2 separate regions of the Homo sapiens genome follow, and region 2 is linked to region 1. Evidence: read pairs that join two places in POLR2A ChIA-PET (ENCODE). Cell type or tissue: GM12878. All regions are shown on one strand.

Evidence for each region. ChIA-PET counts read pairs that join two places held together with the same protein. Peaks named below come from ENCODE experiments on the same cell type or tissue, not always from the same donor. Only the 100,000 strongest peaks of a DNase experiment are listed, where the experiment ranks them.
Region 2: POLR2A ChIA-PET joins it to region 1 with 6 read pairs; 1 of 35 experiments calls an interaction of 5 or more read pairs at or near these places.

The regions. Positions count from the first base shown.
Region 1 is chr20:32,329,662-32,337,661 of GRCh38, reverse strand. It overlaps KIF3B (kinesin family member 3B), which reads right to left. Exons shown (of 9, transcript NM_004798.4): 8 at 7,343-7,521; 9 at 2,651-6,439. The coding sequence ends at 6,343. Among named protein-coding and RNA genes, the nearest start is that of ASXL1, 25 kb to the left of the region's middle. RefSeq lists an enhancer at 3,326-3,385. In GM12878, a CTCF peak has its summit at 575 (motif pointing left); DNase peaks (open chromatin) are centred at 3,994 and 4,361; H3K27ac peaks cover 3,536 bases.
Region 2 is chr20:32,037,603-32,045,602 of GRCh38, reverse strand. No RefSeq gene overlaps it. Among named protein-coding and RNA genes, the nearest start is that of HCK, 11 kb to the left of the region's middle. RefSeq lists a silencer at 4,913-5,092 and an enhancer at 7,436-7,505. In GM12878, no CTCF peak of the experiment used is centred here; no DNase peak of the experiment used is centred here; H3K4me3 peaks cover 648 bases; H3K27ac peaks cover 584 bases.

The DNA of each region.
Region 1 (8,000 bases):
GGAGTGCAATGGAGCGATCTCGGCTCACCACAACCTCTGCCTCCTGAGTTCAAGCGATTCTCCTCCCTCAGCCTCCTGAGTAGCTGGGATTACAGGGATGTTCCACCACGCCTGGCTAATTTTGTATTTTCAGTAGAGACGGGGATTCTCCATGTTGGTCAGGCTGGTCTCAAACTCCTGACCTCAGGTGATCTGCCCACCTCAGCCTCCCAAAGTGCTGGGATTACAGGCGTGAGCCACCGTGCCCAGCAAATTCTGTCATTTTCAAGAACACACTCACAGTTCTTCAAATCCTACTTTGAATTCTTGCTTTCTGGGTAATGGATTCTGAACTATTCTAAACTAGTAATTACTGAGGCTAAGCCAAGCTGTTTCTTAACTCTTTTTGGAAGGGTGGGGAGTAAACAGACATTACACATAGTTTGAAAGCGTCTTATGAAGAAACACAATTATGAAACGTTTGCCCGAGTCGCACAGGCCACTGTCCCCTTTGTGCTCTTTACATTTTTTGTTGCTATCTTTAAAGTCCTAGACTGTAATCTTTTCTACAGTTCTCCATGCTACCCTCTAGTGAGGGTAAAAAGGGACTGCAGATACCTTCTTGTGAAATTTGAGTTTGTTCTGCAAAACCCTCGCAAACACTGTTCCCCCATCCCTTCACAAATGCCCTTCCCTCCTCCTTGCCCAGCTAACTCCTGTCCTCTAGATCTCACTGTAACTGTCATTTCTTCAAAGAGCCCTTTCCTACTTTACCCACCCCATCTAAATTAGGTCTCCACTCTCCTTTTATAATATTCTATTATATTGGCCACACAGGGTGGCTCACACATATAATTCCAGCACTTTGGGAAGCTGAGGCAGGAGCATCACTTGAGCCCATAAGTTCAAGACCATCCTGGGCAAAATGACAAAATCCTATCTCTATAAAAAATTTTAAAAAATTAGTCAGCCATGGTGGTTCGCACCTTGGTCCGTTACTTGGGGGACTGAGGCAGGAGGATCGTTTGAGCCCAGGAGGTCGAGGCTACAGTGAGCTATGATCACGCCACTCACTGTACTTCAGCCTGGGTGACAGAGCGAGAGCTCGTCTCAAAACAAAAATAAAAACAAAAACCTATTATAACTTCATGACATTTGACACAATTCATAATCATATATTTGTGTGCATTTGGTTAATTTAACATTTACCCATCCTCCATCCCCATTAAAGTGCAAGTTCCATGTAGGCAGGTTCCTGGTGTTACGTCTATATATCTAGTGCCTAGAACAGCTTGACACATAGTAGGTACTCAATACACATTACTAAACAGTTAACAGCTTTTCTTTAGGATTTTCTAAAGATGGTATGTCCAATACTGACTTCTAGTTTCTCGGGACACAAAGTGTTCATGGTGTCTTCTAAACACAGTGCCTTATCACAGCAATAACCACATTTTTTTCACGTTTGCTCTATCCCATACTGTACTTGCTGCTTTAAATGTATCGCTGATCCTCAAAATGGCCCTTCAAAGTGGGGATAATCACTCCACTTTACAGACAAAGGCCCCAAAGTTCAGAGAGGTCAATTAAATTCCTCCTAGTCATATGGCTAGTAAGTGGTGGCAATACTAGAATTCAAACCCAGCTTGGAATCCAGGGTCTGTGCTCCTTCCACCCAGTCCCACTTCTCAACTAAGGGGCACAACCCCCCAGGGTCACTCCAGCAGGCCTACGAGCATGGAAATCCAAAAGACAATGTGTGGCCCATTTTTTGTATCTTCTTTTCCTGATGGTAAACAACATAAAATACTTTAGTGTTAAAAAAGGCACAGATCAGCCTGGGCAACATAGAGAGACCCCATTTCTACAAAAAATAAAAAATTAGCCAGGTATAGTGGTGCACACCTGTAGTCTTGGCTGAGGTGGGAAGATCACTAGCCTGTGAGGCTGAGGCTGCAGAGAACCGTGATCACGCCACTGCATTCCAGCCTGGGCAACAGAATGATGCCCTGTCTCAAAAAAAAAAAAAGGCACATATATTTTAAAGTATGATGTATAATAGTAAATTTAAAAGAATTTTTAAAACAAAACACAAAAGTTAAAAGAAATTTCATGCCGTTGCCCAGGCCAGTCTCAGGAACCTCCACGGAAAAACATGAAAAACACTTATTTGTCACTCTATCATTCTTCATTTTGTGTCCTTTTCCTTGTTGCTACATTATTTATTTATTTTTATTTACTTATTTATTTTTGAGGCGGAGTCTCGCTCCGTTGCCCAGGCTGAAGTGCAGTTGTGCAATCTTGGCCTACTGCAATCTCGGCCTCAAGCGATTCTCCTGCCTCAGTCTCCCGAGTAGCTGGGATGACAGGTGCGCACCACCACGCCCGACTCAATTTTGTATTTTTAGTACAGACAGGGTTTCACCATGTTGGCCAGGCTCGTCTCCAACTCCTGACCTGAAGTGATCCACCCGGCTCAGCCTCCCAAAGTGCTGGGATTACAGGCATGAGCCACTGCACCCTGCCCCTTGTTGCTATATTAAATAATGCCAGCATCCCAACTCAATCTTCATTTTCCCACTCCCACCCAGTTAAAATGTTTATTGAAAATGGCAGTGTGTCAGCCACAGGCATGTCATTTTCAAAAGCCTTAGTCATTTATGAGGACACCTTTTTGTAGGTACAATAAATCTGATTGATTTTTATTACACATCTTAGTTTAGAATCACTTTTACATTCCTAGACAAAGAGATGATACAAATAAATATCAATTGTAAAACTTAGAGCCCCAAGTATTGATTGGCGTATTCTTTGTCTAAAGGTAGCCAAAGAGAAGGTCAAGATCAGTAATAACTTCAAGGAGCCATGAAGCCCACTGCCTCCTGCCTGCCCCAGGATCACTCCTTTCATAAATAACCCCAGAAGCATTTCATTCAGGAAACAAGGGCAGGCAGAAAGGTGACAGATTTCTGAACAGTACAAAACAAAGCCTTGCGTGATAGACAATCACCAGGCCCACTATTCTTAGCCAGTTCCCTCAGAGCATTTTTAGTATGGCTTTTAGAGTATATTAACAGCCCCATTTTCGTCCACTGATGGGGTTCAGATGGTCTGAGGTGTTGTCTCCAGTACGCCTCAACCTCAAGTGGGAAATGTGAGGCAGAACTGATATCCATGTTAACAGGGAATCGACACTTCTCAGAAACTTGGCAACGATTCTACATTCAGTGAGGGAGGACTTGTCAGAGTCAGACAGGAAAAGCAGAGAGCGGCCCACGCCCCAGTTGCAGCACTCTGGCGCCCTTGGTCATGGAGGTGTGGGTGGAGCAATTCAAGCAGCATGCAGGCATTGGACGGGAAATAATCCAGCGTTAGGTCAGTCTTAAGAAAGTGCTTCATGCCTATGATTTGTGGCCTTGGGTTCTGAATCCAGGGGTCTGAGAGACATGTGACTTGAAAATATGAAGCCAGATACATTCTCCAGATCAGAGTAAAAGGGGGTCTATTGGGGGTTGCATACACAGTCTCAAACTCCTTCTCCTGATGGTCATCTTAGATCCTGTTAGACTTGCTTTCTGGCTTTGCTAGCTGCTGCCGGCATGAAGGCCCTCAGACGGCTCAGAACATTCTAGGTATGACTAGAGACATGAAAACCTAGTCCCTCAGTGGGCTTGGTAGGTCCTCTACATATTTGGCTCAATGCAGAACCCAAAACAGCAGCTTTCTGGTGACAGCACGACATTCTACAATCTGCTCTATTCAAATATTTATCGGATCCATTTTGAGAGAAGAAAAGCACCAGAGACTGCTTGGAAAGGGACAGCTTCATTTCCAAATGAGTCTTCTTTTCTTTCCACAGACCACCACATGAACACAGCTGAGTACAAGGCATGCCTGTCAACTTGTCTGTCTTCTCTTAGAAAAGTTCTATGTGTCACTTAACCACCCTTGGTCAGAAGAGTCACCTCGAGATACCAGTATTAATGTATAGGGTTATCTGCAGTTTTCTTTTTCTTTCTTTCTGTTTTTTTTTTTTTTTTTTTTTTTTTTGAGGGGGAGTCTCACTCTGTCACCCAGGCTGGAATGCAGTAGTGTTATCTCGACTCACTGCAACCTCCGCCTCCCAGGTTCAAGTGATTCTCGTGCCTCAGCCTCCCGAGTAGCTAGGACTAGAGGCATGCACCACCACACCAGGCAAATTTTTGTATTTTTAGTACAGATGGGGTTTCACCATGTTGGCCAGGCTGGTCTTGAAGTCCTAACCTCAGGTGGTCCACCCACCTCGGCCTCCCAAAGTGCTAGGATTACAGGCATGAGTCACCATACCCGGCCGGTTATCTGCAGTTTTCAATTCTCAGATTTGCTACATGAATATTTTTAGCCTACAGAATTCAGATTAGCTTTGAGGAAATGTGGTGTGAGAGACACGTGTAACCAGCAGAAAATCAGCTTAGGCTACCCACCTTAGCGTTTTGTTCTTATTCAAACAGGCAAATTCTTAGTAAATAAGAAAGAAGTAAAGTTTGATCTCAAGAAAATATGAGGGAAGGCTGAAAAGGGCCCTGGGTTCAGAAAGAAGGGTTACTAAAAAGGAGATAAGCCGCTGGACAACAGATCTCCATTTTGCAGAATGCTAAGACATTGCACTTAGTACCTCCTGTTTCCCATGGGTTCTGATCCAGAAATGTGCCCTGGGAACTGAGCAGCTGAGTTAAAATATAACTCAAGGCCCACCTGAGTCGCCACCTTCCTGAGGCACCGTGCCAGCAAGGTGCACCAGTGTGGCAGACCTGGAGACTCACTGTCCCCTCAGGCTTGGCTCATGGACTCAGACACCCACATGGGAATGCTTCCAGCCTGGATTAGTCATTCAATGGGCCTTCAATACAGACAAAAGGCAACAACTGCACATTAGTGTATTTCTAAAATTGGGCAAGTTCTTGGTCTCTGTCTCTCTTACAGACACATATGGACACATTCACAGAACACAGGCACCATCGTGCTCTCACACCCACACACACTTATGAGCTTCTCTTGAGGGAAAATGAGTAATATTCACCTAATGACCAACATAAAATGAAGCTCTGAATCTCAATAATACAAGGAACTAAAACTTACAAACCAAACTAGTAATATGTAAATGGGAATTCTGAACTCTCCTTTGAGCCTATTCAATCACACAGCTATTCTTCACCAGCATCTTAGGCTCTGCCTGGAGGGAGCCACAGTTCTAGGATTCGGTGAATTCTCTGCTGAAGGCAGGCAGGATTCCTTTGCTTCCATCTGTTATGTCTTCCCTGCCCACTGCACTGAGTCTCATGTCTCCATCTCTGCATCTGCCTAGCTACTCTTCTGCTCTCTATACCAATATGGAACAAAACGGGGAATTCAGAAGTGCCACAATACAGCTCCTTCCCTCAACTCCAGTCCCATCAGAGAAGGCAGAGACAGCCTCCTTTCTTCCACAAAACAGGCCCACTGCAGAGCATGCTCTGGATGCAGAGGATGGGCCCACACAAGGATGTTCAGAGTATGCGTGCATGGGAAAAGATGGTGACAAATGAAGAGTAAAGTGACATGGTGTATGGACATGGCACCAGCTTACAGACTTAGGTCTTTGACAGGATGGTCATGGTTTTGAGGTTTTAAAGAAGCTATTTCCCTAAACACTCAGAGAAGGCAAAGGGAATGTTATTTCTATTGCTCCCAACATTGAATCATTCAGAAGCAGAAATTGGAAGAGATTTCCTCACTGAGCAGGTCCCAAAGGCAGATCCACTTCTTACTGAGGTGCATGGAAGCAAGACTGCTGATGGTGCCCACCTGGGGCCTGGATCCAAATGCGATTTCTCATTTCTCCCTACAAGAACAGGCACCTATTCAAGTTCTAGGGTTTTCACTTTTCAACCTCACTGTCATTTTATCCCGAGGCTCCAAAGATGTGGTCCTGCTAAGGTGACTCCTGATTCTGCCCTATTGTTCAACAAGAAGGGAGCCCCATGTAAAGAACAGGCTAGAAAAGGAGAGAGGAGAGAAAGGGAGCACAGGGGAAGGGGGAGAAGAAGGCAAGGGGGAAGGAAGCAAGGTCACTGGTCATTCTCTTGCTTTCCACTTGAACTATCGCACTTTACCTTACCCATGCATTTCTGAGATGCTAATTAAAAGATGTTTCCCAGAGGGGCTGAGTGCCAGATTAGGAACAGCACGTTCAACCAGATTAAGTTGGTTGATCTGCAAAGAGGCCACCGCTTCTCCTCAGGGGAACAGTTCTGAGTTTGGGCCGAATCCTCTCTGCAGCTTTTTGCTAGTCTCTTCTCTCAGAAGGCAAATGCTGTTTCCGCCCTGGGAGAGGAGAAGCTGGCTTTACTTTGGAACCAGCCCCCGAGACTGTGGATAAAGCTGAGATGCAGGGGTTCCTGAGGAAGAGGAGGAGGATCCCGACTTCCTTCCACTTTTAGGCCTGCAAAAGTCAAACACATGTTTATATTACATGTCCCCATCTCTGTCCCTGACACATCAGATGTCATTAACATTTCATTTCAGGCCATTCTTCAATGGCCTGAAAACGACAAGTTCAACTGTAAAACCACTACACTGGCACAGCCTGAACCTTTGGGGATGGTGAAAATGGCCTCAGAACAGAGGTGTGGAACCTGAGAGAAGGAGACTCTGATGCTTAGCAATTGTTCTTCTTTAAAACCAAAGCTTGACTGTACTGTCCTTCCCTGATTGATAAAAAAATATTAAGTTTGCAGGTAGAATTTCTTCCATTTTGGTTTTCCACCCAATTGTTTTCCTACAACTTTTAATCCAGGATGTAATAAGACAGAATTACTAGTTTTGCACCACATGGGTGAGGTAAACTTAGCATGGAGGCCCAGAGACTGGGTTGTGGATCTGGATTGACCTATTTTTGAATTCTTGCTTTGGCCCTTACTTGCTGGGTTTCCTTAGAGATGGCTACTTTCTCAAATTCTCTAAGTTTCAGTTTTCTTGTCTATAAAATGGGACTGATTATAATATTTGCCTTCTAAGTTTTTACAGGAAATCATTAAGAGAATGTTTGTAAAGCACTTAGAACTACCGGACACCTCATGAGAACAGAAGAACTGACTGCTATTTCACTAGAACACATTCACCTTATAGTAAGGGACTGGGGACATTAGGTATTCTGGTATTCGGTATACCCAGCATAGTGTCTCAACCATAAATATTTGTAGAATAAATAAGTAAACATAGGAGTAATATGGCAATATTTTCTAGTGTGTTCTGCAAAGTATTCCATGATAAACAAGCATTCTTGCTTTGGTTTGTCCTTGTTCAAACATGTTCTGTTTAAACACACGTCATCAAAGCCACTCACCTGGCCTTGGATTTCTTATTTGCAGTGCTTTCAAATGATGATGCATCCACCTGTATCTCATCTTCATCCTGCAGAGCCGCATCCAATGCAGCCTGGACCTTGGGGGCAATGGCTGGACCCTCATAGTCTCTGGTGGTCCGGCTGGGCATGTCCAGCTCTAACAGCACAATGTTTTCTGCCTGCAGAAGCACAGCCATCACCAGCTAGGTTAGCCTCCAACTGGACACAGGCAGTACAAGCAATCGAGGGCCCCTCCAAGAATAGAAGTGCAAATTGCTTGTTATTCAGGGCCTATCAAGAAAGAGCCTGCCTGAAAGAAGTGATGCCGTTTTACAACACCTAACTCCACCTAATTTTTTGCTTTTGCTTTCTTTCTTTTAAATAACTCAAAGCCAGGAAGAATGGCACCCAAAGAGCTAACTAACCGTAATCTTCTGTTTGGCTCTGGCTGCCAAGAGAGACTCAGAAACATCTAAAAATATTTCAAGTGAAAATCTTTCACTATAAAAATAATACAAGTTCCCTATTGATAGTTATAAAATACAGATGAGCAAAAAGAAAAAAAACATTGAGTGTGCTTCCACCAACCAGAGAAAAACAGTTTACATTTCAATATATTTTACATCAAATTTTATATCATATATATACTTCTGGTGTA
Region 2 (8,000 bases), 290 kb after region 1:
ATCCAAGGGCAAGATGATGGGAGCTTGGGTCAGAGTGGTAGCAGCTGACGACTAAAGGAGCTCAGAGAGAGAAAACATCAGAATGCCTAAAAGAATTCATAGTATGTACAGGAGAATCATCGCAGCACTTCTTTTACTAGGAAAAGACAGAAAATAACCTAAATGCCCATGATTTGGGACGTGGGAAAATAAATCTTAATAAAATAATTGAATACTAAGCAGTTGTCAAAAATAATAAGGATATATAACAACCAACTGTACCTGGGCACGGTGGTGAAACCCTGTCTTTACTAAAAGTACAAAAATTAGCTGGGTGTGGTGGCGGGCGCCTGTAATCCCAGCTACTCAGGAGGCTGAGGCAGGAGAATCACTTGAACCCGGGAGGTGGAGGTTGCAGTGAGCCGAGATTGCGCCATTGCACTCCAGCCTGGGCCACAAGAGCGAAACACTGTATTTAAAAAAAAATGTATCTCTATACACTAGTAATAAACAATCTGAACATGAAATTAAGAAAACAATTTTATTTATAATATCACCAGAAGAATAAAATACTTAGGAATAAATTTAACAAAAGTAGTACAATATACTCTGAAAGCAAGAAAACATCCTTGAAAGAAACTTAAGACCTAAATAAAATCATCCCATGGGTTGAGAGAGACATCTCATGTTCATGGATTGGAAAACTTAATAGTGTTGATGATAGTACTCCCCAAACTGATCAATACTATCCCTATCAAAACCCCAGTTGCCTTTTTTTTGGGGGGGGGTGGCAGGAATAAACAAGTTGGTCCTAAAATTCATATGGAAATGCAAGGGACCTAGAACAGCCAAAATAATCTTGAAAAGAACAACAAAGTTGCAGAACTAACACTTCCTGATTTCCAAAACTTACTACAAAGTTACAGTAATCAAGACAGTGTGGTATTGGCATAAGAATAGAAATATAGGTCAATGGGACAGAATTGAGAGTTGAGAAATGAACCCTCACATTTAAGGCCAATTGATTTTCAAAAAGAGTGCCAAAACAATTCAATAATGGAAGAAAACAGTATTTTCAACAAATGGTGCTAGAACAACTCAATATTCACGTGCAAAAGAATGAAGTTGGATCCCAAAATGGATCGTAGATCTAAGTGTATGAACAAAAACTATAAAACTCTTTGTGTGTGTGTGTGTGTGTGTGTGTGTGTGTGTGTGTGTGATGGGGTTTCACTTTGTCACCCAGTTGGAGTGCAGTGGCGCGATCTTGGCCACTACAACCTCCACTTCCCAGGCTCAAGTGATCCTCCCACCTCAGCCTCCTGAGCAGTTGGGATCACAGGCGCACACCACCACTCCGGCTAATTTTTTGTATTTTTGGTAGAGAAGGGGTTTCGCTATGTTACCCATGCTGTAAAACTCTTAGAAGAAAACACAGAAGTAAATTTTCATGACCTTGGGCTAGGCAAATTCTTCTTAGATGTGATACAAGTGACAAAAGGAAAAAATAGATAAATTGGACTTCACTGAAATTGAAAACTTGTGCTGCAAGTGATACTATCCTGAAAATGTAAAGACAACCCACAGAATGGGAGGAAATATTTGCAAATCACAGATCTGAAAAGGGACTGGGGTCCTGAATATATACATAGGATGGCTCAATAATTTAAAAATCCACAACTTAAAAGTGGGCAAGAGATCTGAATAGATAGTTCTCCAAAGAAGCTATACAAATGGCCAATAAGCACATGGAAAGGTGCTTAATATCATTAGTTATTAGAGAAATGCAAATCAATTCCACAATGAGATTCCACTTCACATCCATTAGAACTGCTATAATTTAAAAAGACAGATAATAACAATTGTTGCTGAGAATATGGAGAGATTCCACCTCATACAATGATGGTGGAAATGTAAAAGGAGCAGCTGCTTTGGGAAACAGTCTGGCAGTTCATCAAAAAGTTACACATAGAATTACCTTATGACCCAGCAATCCCACGCCCAGGTATATACCCAAGAAATCTGAAAATATATGTCTACACAAAGATCTGTACATAAAATCTTCATACCAGCATTATTCATAACAGCCAAACAGTGGAAACAACTTCAATGTCCCTCAATGGATAAATGTGGCATATCCACCCAATGAAATATTATTTGGCAATAAAGAGGTATGAAGTACTGATACAGGCTATGATATGGACGGACCTTGAAAACATTATGCTAAATGAAAACAGCTGATCATAAAATACCACATATTATAAAATTCAATTTATATGAAAGGTCCAGAACAGGCAAATCTATAGAAACAGAAAAGAGGTTGGGCACAGTGGCATATGCCTGTAGTCCCAGCCACTCTGGAGGCTGAGGTAGGAGGATCACTTGAACCCAGGAGTTCAAGACCAGCTTGGGCATCATGCTGAGACCTCCATCTCTACTTAAAAGAAAAAGAAAGGAGATTATTGGTTGCATTGGGCTGGGAGCTGAGGAGAAATAAGAAGTGACTGCTAATAGGTACAGGGTGGTTTTGGTGGGTGGGTAATGAAAATGTTCTAAAATTGATTGTGGTGACAGTTGCACAACATTTGAACATACTAAAAACCATTGCATTGTAAAAGTTAAACAGGTGAATTGTATAGTACGTAAATTTATAATTCAATAAAAATGCTTTTTACAAAAGAAGGAGGAAGCCCCTTATGTACTAATAGAGAACAATGCAAAAATATAGCTGTAAATAGGGAAGAAATTGAGGCGTCCAACAGCTTCTATTGTATTTCACTATTTGTGCAGAATAATAGAACAAACACACTAGCATATGGCTGGGCCAAGTGAAGAAGGGCACACATAGCAAACAGCCCCAGTGGTTTCTTCCAGGGAGGGGAACTGCATAGTATCTTTTGTACTCTTGAATGTTGAACTATTTAAATGTATTAGCTATACAAAATCAAGTAAAGTCAACTGAAAATACAATCAGAGACTTCATGGATGAGATAGAATTGATGCTGGCTGGGATTTTTAGAGGATGAAAAGTCAAGAAAGGTGTTCTGAGTGTGCACTTGACTCTGGGGCCAGGGGTGGAAGAGCGTGGGAGCAAAGGCACAGAGGCTGGACTGACCGCCTCTCGCTAGCTGTGACTTTGGGCAGGTTCTCTCTGCCCGTTTCCTCCCCTGCATAGTAGAATAAGAGTACCTCCTGCACCAGGTGGTTGCCCTCACTTACATTATCTCATTTTCTGTCTTATAAATAGGGATGACTATAAAAGGGTTGCTCAGACAGGTAAAGGCAATTGCCCAAGGTCACACAGCCAATAAGTGCCAGAGCTGGGATTTGAAGAACCCACATGGACATGCCTCCAGTGTGCCTCTGACAGCTGTGTTTGTAACCGTTACACAAAATGCAGTAATCGTGCCCAGGAAGTTGAGGAGTATAGAGAGAGATGCAGAATGCAGAAAGGGACCCAGGGCTCTGTCCTGGAAGGAGGGCAGGAGCTAGAACACAATGTAAGCTTCGCTTTACAGTGGGTCAGAGGTTGGCTCTTTCAAAAATGTATTTTCCTATTTCCAGAGGGCATTTGCATTTCATATTTCAAATTCTTTGGGATCACTGTTGATTGTTCTATATTCAAAACATGTTGAAGGATGGGAAAGAGAGCCACAATCATTATTTCAGAGCTCAACCATTTCCCCTTTTATTTGTAAAGTAGCCAGCGTTTATTTCATAGCTACACCCTCCCAGGCAGGAGCTCACTGCTCCCCACCTTTCCCAAAAAGGTCAAATGAAAATCAGAGGAGACTAACCCTTGAGAAACGCCCAACAGCCCCTAGGGGGTCCCTGACCCCCTTAGAAAGCTCCTCCCTCCTCCAGTCTTCTTTAACTCCCACTCGGCCTTATTTTTCTCCAGAGAATTTGTCGCCACCAGGCACTATGTTACATATTTGTATGTTCACCTGTTGATTCTCTGTCTCCTCTACTATATTGCAAATTCCGTGCAGATACTATTCACATGCCCATTTTACAGAGGAAGAAACTGAAGCTCAGAGTTTAGGAACAGCCAGTGAGTGATAGTGACAGTGCTGGCATCTAAACCCTTCGTTCTTTGATTAATTCCATTAATACGATTAAGGGCCTACCATGTGCATTTCTGCCAAGGTCTGGGAGCACAAAAATGGATGAGAGCGTTTTGGCCCTCAAGCAACTTTCAATCCAATTATGGAGACAATCATTTAACCAATAACTTAGATACAGAGTGGAAAATGCTGCTAGAGAGAGAGAGAGAGATAGGCCCATGATATTGTAGGACCAAGTAGGAAGGACACTGAGTGCAGCAAGGACTTCTTGAAAAAGGTGATATGGGCCAGGCACAGTGGCTCATGCCTGTAATCCCAGCACTTTGGGAGGCCGAAGTGGGTGGATCACCTGACATCAGGAGTTAGAGACTAGCCTGGACAACATGGCGAAATCCTGTCTCTACTAAAAATTAGCCAGGCGTGATGGCGGGCACCTGTAATCCCAGTTACTCGGGAAGCTGAGGCAGGAGAATTGCTTGAATCCTGCAGGCAGAGGTTGCAGTGAGCTGAGATCGCGCCACTGCACTCCAGACTGGGCAATGGAGTGAGACCTGCCTTAAAAAAAAAAAAAAGTGACATGAGTTGAGGCTTAATGGATGCCAGAGGAAGATCAGGGCAAAGGGTGTTCCAGACAGAAGGGACAACCTGACAAAGGCTTGAGAGGGAAACAGTCTGACCTGTTTGAGGAACTGCAAACATTTCCATGTTGTTGGTGCCTGAAGCCCCAGGCAGATACCATATTTGGAAGAGGAGGCTGGAAGTGGCGGCAGCAGCTGATAGGCACTGGGGCCAGCTCATGTAGGACTCGGGCAAGACTGTACAAGGCTGGCCTATGGATGCCTTCCAAGCTTACCTACCCCAAGTACCATCCTAGAGGCAGCAGACCTCCTGCTCAGGGGCGGGGTGAGACTGGGTGGGGACGGGGGTGGGGCGGGGGCAGTGCTGGGGGAGTCCATGAAATTGTTTTTCTGCCCCCAGCTGCATGGCCACCCCCAGCTGACGGGTCCCCCCAGGGGGGTTGGGGGACTGTTCAGTTTCACAACACCCCCTTCTCTTCCCCCAGTGTCTCTGGAGGCTAAGAAAAGAGGAAGCGCTTTGTGGACTTCCTCCTGGGTCCGGTGCACCCAAGCCCAGGCTGGTCTTCTCCCAGGGGCAGGGCTGGACCTGCCCACTGTATTCTGCAGAAAAAAAGGGCCTGGGCGTGGCCCTGCCCCTCATTCAGTGGTGGACATGCTCAAGCAGGGTGCGCCCAGGCCTGGGACTAGGAGAGTAGGTTGGAGTCCCAGCTCTTCTAACTTGCTGTGTGTGTCTGACAAACTCTTCTCTGAGCCTGAATCTCAAAGAGGAAGACACATCCTTACTCAGCAATTTGAAACTGGGGTGATGTGCATGAATTAACATGGAGAGATCCCCAAGACATTCTTTCAGAATCGCAGAGTACATTCCTTTTTAAAATAATAACATGGTTTTGTGTTTACCTCTACATGTATGTAAATGCGTAGATAAAAGTCTGGAAGCTAAACAGCCAACAAGAAGCAGAGGTTGTCACTGAAGAGGAAAGGAACATTGGAATTGGTGGTGGGGAAGTGTTTTTCTATGTTTTTTTTTTTCTTTCTTTCTTTTTACTTTAAATTCTGGGATACATTTGCAGAACGTGCAGGTTTGTTGCATAGGTATACATGTGCCGTGGTGGTTTGCTGCACCCATCAACCTGTCATCTAGGTTTTAAGCCCCACATGCATTAGGTATTTGTCCTAATGCTCTCCCTCCCCTTTCCCCCCATCCCCCAACAGGCCCTGGTGTGTGATGTTTCTCTCGCTGTTTTTTTCTTTCTTAACTAGAATGCATTGTTTTTATTTATGGAACTAAAATAATGATAATAAATGAGGGAATTGGAATATATGGTTATCAAGTGTTGCTCCTTCTGAACATTTTATTATGAAAATGTCCAAATACACAGCAAAATTTAAAGACTTTGGCGACAAAATACCTACTCTCACCACTTACATTCTACCATTGACATTTTACTTGCTTTAACCATGTTTGTTCATCTATCTGTCTATCAATTCATCTTTTAAGATGCATTTTAAAGAAATTACCTCAACACACATATTATTAACTGGAGTTCAATTTCAATATTTGTTTACAGTAATTTTCTTTTAATGTAAATTTACAGGCAAAGGGCAAAAGATTACGTGTTCATTTGCTGAGTTTTTACAAATGCATATATATTTATGTAACTTAAACCCCATTAGGAGATACATTTTTATCACTCTAGAAAGTTCCCTCTTGTCCTACTATATATATATATATATACACACACACATTTTTGTTTTTGAGAGCAGGTCTCGCTATGCTGCCCAGGCTGGCCTTGAACTCCTGATTTCAGGTGATCCTCCCACCCCAGCCTCCCAAGTAGCTGGGACTACAGGCCTCTATGGTGTATTTTAATTGCTGACATCCTATGGGTCAACACTAAGCACAGAGCCAGGTATATAGTAAATGCTCAATAATGTTGGTTGAAGTAAGGAATGAGTCTAGGAATGAATGTGCAGGTGGCTTGCTCCCCTAAGGGCAGGACCATGTCTTCTTCTTTTGCAATCACCATGGAATTGATACACATCAAATGCTTAATAAAGGCTTATTGATTGTGCCTGGGCAGGGTGGCTCACACCTGTAATCCTAGCACTTTGGGAGTCTGAGGTGGGAGGATTGCTTGAGCCCAGGAGTTTGAGACCGACCTACACAACAAAGTGAGACCCCATCTGTACAAAAATAATAATAATAATTTAAAAATTAGCCAAGCATGGTGATGCATGCCTATTGTCCCATCTACATGGGTGGCTAAGGCAGGAGGATTGCTTGAGCCCAGGAGGTCGAGGTAACAGTGAGTTGTGTTCACCCCATTGCACTCCAGCCTGGATGACAGCACGAGATGGTCTCAAAAACAAAAACAAAACAACAACAATGACAAAAAAACAAAACAACAACAAACAAAAACAAAAACAAACCTTTGGTGATTGTATTAGTTATATACTGCCGTGTAACAGATTACCCAAAATTTAGCAACTTAAAACTGTGTAATTATACAGAAGAAGCAGGATTGAGATTTAAAAAATTGTAACTATTAAAAAAAATAAAGACAGGGTCTCACTATGTCGCCCAGGCTGGTCGGGAACTCCTGGCCTCAGGCAATCCTCCCACCTTAGCCTCGCAAACTGCTGGGATTACAAGTGTGAGCCACTGCACCTGGCCAACATTTATTATCTCACACAGTTTCTGTAGGTCAGAAATGTGGAACTAACTTAGCTTAGTGGTTTTGGCTTGGGATCTCTTATGAGGCTGCAGTCAACGCCTGATGAGAAGTCATCTGAAGGCTGGACTGGGGCTGGGGGATCTGTTTCCAAGATAGTTCACTCATATGATTGTTGGCAGGAGGCTCTGTGCTTGGTGCTGTGCTGAGCTCCAGGGAATGTAGGAATGAGTCAGAACCAGCCTCCCTTTCCAAGATTCTGTGTGTGTGTGTGTGTGTGCGTGTGTGTGTGTGTGTGCATGTGTGTGTGTGTGTGTAAGCGTGAGTGTTGAGAGTAGGCGTGGGGTTGGAGGGGTCAGACAGATATGGAAACAGATAGTGTCTATAGAGTTCAGTAAATACCACAATACTGGAATAGTGGTTTTTGAAAAAATTGCTCTGCTGTAATTCATATTCATGACATAACATTTAGGACACATCATGCAGAGAAAGTCTCCTTCCCTCTTTATTCTATAGCCACACACTCCTCCAGCTCAGAAGCACAACTATAACTTGTTTTGTGTACCTTCCAGAACTATTCTATACTTAAAAGACATTTCCCGCCTCCTTAAACAAAAATACAGCACTATTCAAAGTGCATTGTTCTGTACTTTGCTTTTTTTTTTTTTTTTCACTTACTCTATCTTGGAAATAATTCTGTA